2 separate regions of the Homo sapiens genome follow, and region 2 is linked to region 1. Evidence: chromatin contacts called from ENCODE Hi-C data. All regions are on one chromosome and are shown on one strand. Each heading gives the region's core, a stretch centred on a gene start or an enhancer-like site at or near the end of the contact. The rest is flanking DNA. Distances are from core to core; before and after follow the strand shown.

Region 1 (4,416 bases), core at 1,318-3,817:
GTTGACTTACACTCTTTGGAGTGCTGACTAGTATAGACTCTCCCAATGCTGCCTTTTGGATGAATCCTGTGATGCCACATTTTCCAGCCTTAGGACAAATGATAACCTACCCTGTAGTCTGTCCATGCTCTGGAGACCCTGCTGGTCTTACAAGATGAACTGGACAACTGCTTTCACTGATAGGCCTGAAGGAAAAGGGTTGGAACTGTCAAGGTTCCCCATTAAATACCAACCAGCAATGACAATCAAGGTGAGCTATTCTTGTGCTGGGTAGGATGCTATCTTGGGCTCTGAGTGTGTCCGGAATTGGTGGGTTCTTGGTCTCACTGACTTCAAAAATGAAGCCGCGGACCCTCGCGGTGAGTGTTACAGTTCTTAAAGGCGGCGTGTCTGGAGTTTGTTCCTTCTGATGTTCGGATGTGTTCGGAGTTTCTTCTTTCTAGTGGGTTCGTGGTCTCGCTGGCTCAAGAGTGAAGCTGCGGACCTTCGCGGTGAGTGTTACAGCTCTTAAGGCGGCGCGTCTGGAGTCGTTCGTTCCTCCTTGTAGGTTCGTGGTCTCGTTGGCTTCAGGAGTGAAGCTGCAGACCTTCGTGGTGACTGTTACAGCTCATAAAGGCAGTGTGGACCCAAAGAGTGAGCAGCAGCAAGGTTTGTTGCAAACAGCGAAAGAACAAAGCTTCCACAATGTGCAAAGGGACCGGAGAGGGTTGCCGCTGCTGGCGCCTGCAGCCTGCTTTTATTCTCTTATCTGGCCCCACCCACATCCTGCTGATTGGTACAGCCCAGTCGTCTGTTTTGACAGGGCGCTGATTGGTACGTTTACAATCCCTGAGCTAGACACAAATGTTCGCCACCTCCCCACCAGATTAGCTAGATACAGAGTGTCCATTGGTGCATTCACAAACCCTGAGTTAGACACAGGGTGCTGACTGGTGTTTTTACAATCCCTGAGCTAGACATAAAGGTTCTCCAAGGCCCCACCAGACTCAGGAGCCCAGCTGGCTTCACCCAGTGGATCCCGCACCGGGGCTACAGGTGGAGCTGCCTGCCAGTCCCCTGCCGTGTGCCTGCACTCCTCAGGCCTTGGGTGGTCGATGGGACTGGGCGCTGTGGAGCAGGGGGCGGCGCTTGTCGGGGAGGCTCGGGCTGCACAGGAGCCCACGAAGGGCGGGGAGGCTCAGGCATGGCGGGCTGCAGGTCCCCAGCCCTGCCCCGCGGGAAGGCAGCCAAGGCCTTGCGAGAAATTGAACACAGCAGCTGCTGGCCCAGGTGCTAAGCCCTTCACTGCCCGGGGCCGGCGGGGCCGGCCGGCCACTCCGAGTGCGGACCCGCGGAGCCCATGCTCACCCGGAACTCGCGCTGGCCCGCAAGCACCGCGCGCAGCCCCCGGTTCCCGCCCGCGCCTCTCCCTCCACACCTGCCTGCAAGCTGAGGGAGCCGGCTCCGGCCTTGGCCAACCCAGAAAGGGGCTCCCACAGTGCAGCGGCGGGCGGAAGGGCTCCTCAAGTGCCGCCAAAGTGGGAGCCCAGGCAGAGGAGGTGCCGAGAGCGAGCGCGGGCTGCGAGGACTGCCAGCACGCTGTCACCTCTCGTGAGTATCTCTAGTGCTGCTGGCGATGAGATGATTCAGTGTGGATGATTGATACCAAATGTATCATGGACAGTGAAGGCTGTGTAACAACACATATAGGTAGGCTCTGTTACAGGAGTTACAGTTCTAGGCCCAGTAAATCTTTTTTTTTTCACTGTGCAATTGAATTTTGGTTTTACCTATATAACATTTTCATCTGTATGAAATGTAAGCTCTATACAATTCTCCATTAGGACATTGTGTGGATTTTGGTGTTTCTGAATCTCTTCTGGCTCAGAAAATTCCCTGCTCTTGCTGGTATAATTTCATACCCAAAGAGGGCATTCTAACCTTGAAAGAAGTTCAGCTCAGCAGAGCGTCTGTCATTGCCTTTCTCTGTAAACACAGTTTTCCTTCTTCCTTGGCTTCTCAGGTGTTTTAGCTCCAGGGAGGAAATAGTCACAGTGAAAATCTATTTAATAAAACCGTTATGAAAATGTACTCAACCTGAGCATGCACTGGAACAGCAGAAGATGAGGACTTGGTCTACTGCCTTCCCACCAAACCTTGCCGGCTCTGTAAATTTTCAGAGCTGTCACTTGTGAGCTATTTCCACCAAGGGAGAGCTTCTGTAAAGTTGGGGACTTGGCAGGCCATTTCGCTAATTCTTTGGGTGTTCTTTTAGCATTGTCTGCAGTGAGTGTGGGAGTCAAAGGCCCTTCAGTGCAGAGATAATGCCATCTTGTTCCCTGGAACCCCGAAAGAGCCAGAGTCAAAGGAGCTTTTTGTTTCACTCATAGAAAAACCCACAGGAAATCCCAGCTTCAGATATTCCTATTCAGTTTCCTTGTCCCTTCAGATCTCACTGTGTTTAGGCCTCCTTTGAGTGAGGCAATAACTAGTAAAAAAAAATAAAATAAAATAAATGAAAGAATGCCATTCATGGTGGCTTGGGGACTGGGCACACACACTGTATACACGGTGTGGGGGCCTTCCCCGGGACGCTGATGTCCTTGTTCTCCTAGCAGTCAAAAATTGGCCAGTGAAATACAGAGAATACTAGCTACCTCATACTGTTAAGAGAATTGACTGCGGTCAGATGTGTAGAGTTTCAAGTACATACAGTTTCTGCCTCACTGTAGGCGCTCAATATTATTATTGAGGAGCTATTATTAGATTTCACATCTCTGCCAGCTCTTGTGTCACTTATTAAGCATATGACTGGGAATAAGCTATTTAATTCTCTTCGTCTGTAAGATAGGAAGTAATAATGCTTATTTTGTGGGCCTATTGTGAGGATCATGTAAGATGAGAGATAAAAGGGCTTAGCAAACGGTAGCATATTACAGGTGGCCTGCAGCCTGCCGCTGTGCAGGTGACGTCCCACACAATGGTACTGGCCGAGGGGTGAATGGAGCCCTGGTGCTGAGGATGGCGAGCCTTTTTCTAATTCATCAGCTCAGAGGTGCCACCTTTTTCTAATTTACCCTCCCTAAGAGGACATCTTTTTATATTTTACCAGCCCACAGAAGATACCTTTTAAAAATTTGCACAATGGTACCATATGTGCTAGCTGCAATTCTGTCAACAAGAGAAAGATGTTATTTTTAGTGTAGCAGACAGAGAATTCTGGAGAGGGCACATGGCATGCTTTATCTGGCTCCAACTTGGTCATTTCTGTTTAATTTCAATGATCTGATTGCCATAGAGTCAGAGGAGCAATTTTGCTATTGCCCAAATTCTACATTTTCACTAGGATTTTCCTTGAAGGCAAGGACTATAACCCCCACCCTGCCCATCACCTTGCTTGCTCACCACTGCCCTGTACATATCCTTCAGAATGGACATTTGTTAACAATGGGTAAGAGTGTAGGCTGGCCTTTCACTTACCTTCCTGTGCTTTGCTCTTTACTGCTAGGGCTAGCAGCCGGAAAGCTACATATCCCAGGCTTTCTCGCCAGCTCATTTGCTGTTAAATTCTGTTAATAGGAGGCACTGGTGGGAGACCAGTAAGACGGAGAGAAAAACTTCCTGATTCTGGGTTTTACTGTGAGGCCATTGCAAGCAGTTGCTGTAGTGATAGTAAGGAAGGGGTGAGTTGGAACATCAGCAACCCTGCAGGTAACCCCCTTATTGGGGCTCCAATCTTAGTTGATGTAGCACTTCCTTGGTGGCTTCAGAGCCAAATGGCACAACCTCCTCAACAGTACAGCAGATTGAGAAGGCTGAGGGACATCGTTTAGGAGCATTAATGATGGGTGTCTAGCTATGACCCCCTTTTCCTTTTCACTTCTGTCCTCTCCTTCTCCTTTGTTCTCTTCTAGTTCTTTCTATATCTTTGTAACAAATTCCCTATATTAAATTTCTTCTGCTTGAGATACTTGAAGTGGTCTTAGTTTCCCTGCATTTAGCACGTGGACTCTCTGAATCTGTTGGGTGCTTAGGGCCTGGGTTTGTGCCCTAGGATCCTGTGACTGAATTCTTCCTTTCTCTTTCCATCCTCATCATGCATGCAGGATTGTCGCAGTAGCCTTTAAATAGATTTTCAGCCACCAGCCTCTTTCTGTTCACTGTGGACATTATTGGTAGTTTAATTTTTCTAAAAATCTATTTTCTGGATCCACATTTCTGCTCAAAACTCTATTTTTATGATAACTATTTAAGCATAGGTATAGTCATCTATGACCTAAACCCCAAAGGCAGGATCGTCACCATGGCCACCTTTTCTGTGATCCTAATAACAGAGAGATCTGTGTCAGAAGAGGATTGGTTGTTCTTTCACCCTGGCTAACTGGAAGGCAGGGAGCTCAGTGGTAGACACACCGGTCATCATGCTGGTGTGGGAAA
Region 2 (4,416 bases), core at 997-3,496, 160 kb after region 1:
CTTCAGAATGGGCAAACCCTCACTCCATTAGGTAAGATTCTTAAAAGCCCTATTGAATGGAAAGGATCTTGGTTTTTTTTTTTTTTTGAGTCAGAGTCTCGTTCAGTCGCCCAGGCTAGAGTGCAATGGCGCGATCTCGGCTCACTGCAAGCTCTGCCTCCTGGGTTCATACCATTTTCCTGCCTCAGCCTCCCAAGTAGCTGGGACTACAGGCACCCGCCACCACGCCCGGCTAATTTTTTGTATTTTTAGTAGAGACGGGGTTTCACTGTGTTAGCCAGGATGGTCTCAATCTCCTGACCTTGTGATCTGCCCTGAATGGAGAGGATCTTAAGGGAGGTCCTTAAGATTCTTAGGGGGTCTTTTGTCTCTCTTCAAGTTTCTATGATTCGCTTAGATTTATAGACTGATTGATATGGTTTGGCTCTGTGTCCCTACCCAAATCTCATCTCAAATTGTAATCCCCACATTCAAGGGAGGGACCTGGTGGGAGGTGTTTGGATCATGAGGGCGGTTTCCCCCATGCTGTTTTCGTGATAGTGAGTGAGTTATCATGAGATCTGATGGTTTAACAAGTGTTTGGTAGTTCTTCCTGCATTCATTCTTCTTGCCACCTTGTGAAGAAGGTGCCTTGCTTTCCCCTTGCCTTCCGCCATGATTGTAAGTTTCTTGAGGCCTTCCTAGCCATGGGGAACTGTGAGTCAATTAAATCTATTTTCTTTAAAAATTACCCAGTCTCAGGTGGTATCTTTATAGTAGTGTGAGAAAGGACTAATACATCCATCCTGACTTTGATCTATGGCCTGAGGTCCTTTCTTAATTTGAGAACTATTTGCCATTTGCAGAGAGTAGGAATAACAAATTAGTTTCATTTTCAAACCTGGCCAGATCTAGCTCCTTTACATGTAACAGTTTATTCTTTAATTCATCTCTCTTCTCTTGCATTTCATCACAGGCATTGACAGGAGGTCAGTGGGCACTTCTGTATTCTGCCTGGAAATCTCCTTGGATGTCTAACTACAATTATTAGGGACTCTTTTTTATATTGCCTCAGTTGGTAACTGAGTGACTTTTTTGCCACTACAAGGATCTTTTTTTTTCTAGTTTCTGATATATTTTTCTTACTTTTTTCTATCCTTCACGGAGGCCCATGAGGCTTCTGCCTACTACCAAGTCCCAAAACCAATGCCTCGATTTTAGGATTTTGTTACAATAGTATCCCATATCCAGATACCAAAATCTATTTTCATTATCTACTGCTGCCTAATAAAAAATAAGTCACTTTAAGACGTAGTGACTTAAAATATTACCAGTTATTTATTTTGCCCATGGAAATACAATTTGGGCAGGGCTTGGCAGGGACAGCTAGGGTGGCTCAACTGGGGTGGGAGAATCCACACCCAAGACGGTGCATACATATGGTCTGGCTGTTGAGTGCTCTCTATGTGGGCCTCTCTATAGGCAGCTTGGCTTCCTTACAACATGGCTGCTGGGTTCCAAGAGCAAGTGTCCCAAGAGAAAGGAAATGGAAATTTCTTATTCTTAAGGTCTGAATTCAGACACTGGTATGCATCTCTATTAATGTGTAATAAGTGGCTCCTCAAACTTCATAGCTTGAAACAACAAACCTTTATCTCTCACAGTCTCTGAGAGACAGGAGTCCAGAGTGACTTAGCTGGGTGGCTCTGACTCAGGGTCTCATAAGGTCGCTGTTAAGACACACTTTGGAGCTGCAGTCGTCTAAAGGCTTGGCTGGGGCTGAAAGATCTGCTTCCAAACTCATGCATGTGTTGTTAACAGACGGCTTCAGTTCCTTGCCACAAGAGCTGTGCCCTAGGACCTCTTGCAACATAGCAGCTGATTTCCTCAGAGCCAGTGATCTGAGGGAGAGAGACCAAATAAGACAGAAGCCACAGATGCCAGGCGCGGTGGCTCACGCCTATAATCCCAGCACTTTGGGAGGCCGAGGTGGGTGGATCACGAGGTCAGGAGATCAAGACCATCCTGGCTAACATGGTGAAACCCCGTCTCTACTAAAAATACAAAAAATTAGCTAGGCGTCATGGCGGGCGCCTGTAGTCCCATCTACTCGGGAGGCGGAGGCAGGAGAATGGCATGAACCGGGAGGCGGAGCTTGCGGTGAGCCCATATCGCGCCACTACACTCCAGCCTGGGTGACAGAGCAAGACTCCGTCTCAAAAAAAAAAAAAAAAAAAAAAAAAAAAGCCACAGTGTCTTGTTAGGACTTAGCCTTCAAAGTCACACAGCATCACTTCTGCTTAGTGACTAGAAGCAAGTCACTAAGTTCAGTTCAGCCCACAGGCAAGGGGAAGGAAACAGGTTTTACCCCAAAGGAGGAGTATTAAAGAATTTGGTGGGCATATTTTTATAACCACTGCAGTGTTACTTCCATTGTGTTTTATTGGTCCAGCATTCCTGGTGTGCTGATTCAAGGGAAGGGCCACTATAACAAGTCTCAATGAGAGGTGTGTCAAAGAGTTTCAGTGCCATGCTCTAAAAAGTGCCACAGTATTTATTGAGACAGAAGGATTTTGAGAACTGAAGACCTGGACAGAGAGCTTTTCAGTCAGAGGAAATGGCCTGTTCCATTTATTTACTGAAAAGAAAAATATCATGGAGCATCTAGGAAGTGTCAGATCTGGTTCTAGGTACTGAGGATGCAGTAGAGAACAGGACAAGATCCCCCTTCCTTTTTTTTTTTTTTTGAGGCAAGGTGTTGCTCTGTTACCCAGGCTGGAGTGCAGAGGTAAGATCATAGTTGACTGCAGCCTTGAATTCCTAGGCTCAAGCCATCCTTAGCCTTAGCCTCTGGAGTCACGGGATTATAGGCATGAGCTCCTGGCTCAATGTCTCTTCTTTTTTGATAGCTGTGTTCTCCCATTGGCCACAGTGGAATGGAGCTAGATATGCCTGGGCTGAATATGGAGGAAAAGCTCAGCTATTTCTTCAGGAGGAAGAGTAGTCTAGATTGGCCCAGGTATAGGATTAGTATTGTGGTAGCTCTTCAGAGTTGGTTAGGACCAGGATACACAGAGCTCTGAATTGTAGGCTAAGGATAAGAGCATTTTAGGGAGCCATTACCATGTTTTAGCGGAGTAGTGACATGATTAAAACCAGACTTTAGGAAGCGTAATCCGGCCATGTTGTACACAGAGGGATGGATGTGGCAACACCTTGGGAGTCATGGAATTAACTAGGATGTTAGAAATGAAAAAAGGAAGAAAAGTAGGCTAGTATAGGAAATCTACTACAGATAGGTAATTATTGATTTTTGGAAGAACCATGATGATATTAATATATCCAGTTGAGTGTGGTGTAATACACATTAAGAAAAGTAATTTAGAGAGCCCATTGTTTCTCTCCCTTTTCACTGTACACACCTTAAGTGTGTTTTAGTCACCTCTTTTTTTCCATTCTCTATTTCTGTTTCAATTTTCCTGTTCAGCAGAGGATAGTTTGGTTTAAAGCCGATAGCAAAAGTGGATTCTGTTGTTGCTGTCCTTCCTAGACATATCAGTCCGTTCTCACACTGCTGTAAAGAAATACCTGAGGCTGGGTAATTTATAAAGAAAGGAGGTTTAATTGGCTTATGATTCTGCAAATTGTACAGGAAGCATGGCAGCATCTGCTTGGCTTCTGGAGAGGCCTCAGGAAACTTACAATCATGGCGGAAGGTGAAGGGGAAACCAGCACTTCACACGGCCAGAGCAGGAGGAGGGGGGTGGGGGAGGTGCCACGCACTTTTAAGTAGCCGGACCTTGTGATAACTCACTATGGCAACAGCATCACCAAGAGGGATGGTGCTAAATCATTAATGAGAAACTGCCCCTATGATCCAATCACCTTCCACTGGTGCTAAATCATTAATGAGAAACTGCCCCTATGATCCAATCACCTTCCACTGGTGCTAAATCATTAATGAGAAACTGCCCCTATGATCCAATCACCTTCCACCGGGCCCCACCTCCAGCACTGAGGATTACATTGCAACATGAGACTTGGATGGGGACACAGATCCAAACCATATCACTAGTGAAGGAAAGTACAGCCCTGAGCTCTATGCATACTGACGTAGAGGAAGAAACTCACCAGGGCAGAGAGATTTCTCAGTTTTTGAGTGCAGGGGCCATACAGTTAGTAGAGAGAAACTTGGGCTTTGGAATCTGAGAAGTGTGTGTTCAAGTGCAGCTTTATCATGACTTGGCTGGATGATCTTGGGCAAGTTGTTTAACCTTTTCAGGTCTTGTTTCTTCATCTGTAAAATGGAGCTAATAATAATATTGCCCATCACATTAGGTTGTTGTAAGAATTAAGTGAGGTAGTAAATTAGAATAATGTGGTACATCAGTATATTAATACATGAGATAATAAATATATGAACGTGACGTGGCTTTC

Evidence for each region. A loop is a pair of places that touch in the nucleus more often than their neighbours do.
Region 2: a map of gastrocnemius medialis shows a loop between it and region 1 (7-fold over the local background). The contact joins two enhancer-like sites. A Hi-C loop is called at or near these places in 3 of 168 maps with a recorded cell type or tissue (gastrocnemius medialis, heart left ventricle and psoas muscle).

Annotation. Positions count from the first base shown.
Region 1 is chr1:231,640,880-231,645,295 of GRCh38, forward strand. The region is part of intron 1 of DISC1 (DISC1 scaffold protein); the gene reads left to right. The region is part of intron 5 of TSNAX-DISC1 (TSNAX-DISC1 readthrough (NMD candidate)); the gene reads left to right. Among named protein-coding and RNA genes, the nearest start is that of DISC1, 16 kb to the left of the region's middle. Within about 2 kb of position 2,568, at least 2 of the 41 ENCODE cell types and tissues checked have a DNase peak (open chromatin) inside an H3K27ac peak, as active enhancers do; they include gastrocnemius medialis, where a contact is called at or near this core.
Region 2 is chr1:231,801,750-231,806,165 of GRCh38, forward strand. All of the region lies in intron 8 of DISC1 (DISC1 scaffold protein), which reads left to right. The region is part of intron 11 of TSNAX-DISC1 (TSNAX-DISC1 readthrough (NMD candidate)); the gene reads left to right. LOC105373170 (a long non-coding RNA gene) reads right to left here. Exons shown (of 4, transcript XR_949268.4): 3 at 3,969-4,416; 4 at 3,826-3,916. Among named protein-coding and RNA genes, the nearest start is that of DISC2, 15 kb to the right of the region's middle. Within about 2 kb of position 2,247, at least 2 of the 41 ENCODE cell types and tissues checked have a DNase peak (open chromatin) inside an H3K27ac peak, as active enhancers do; they include gastrocnemius medialis, where a contact is called at or near this core.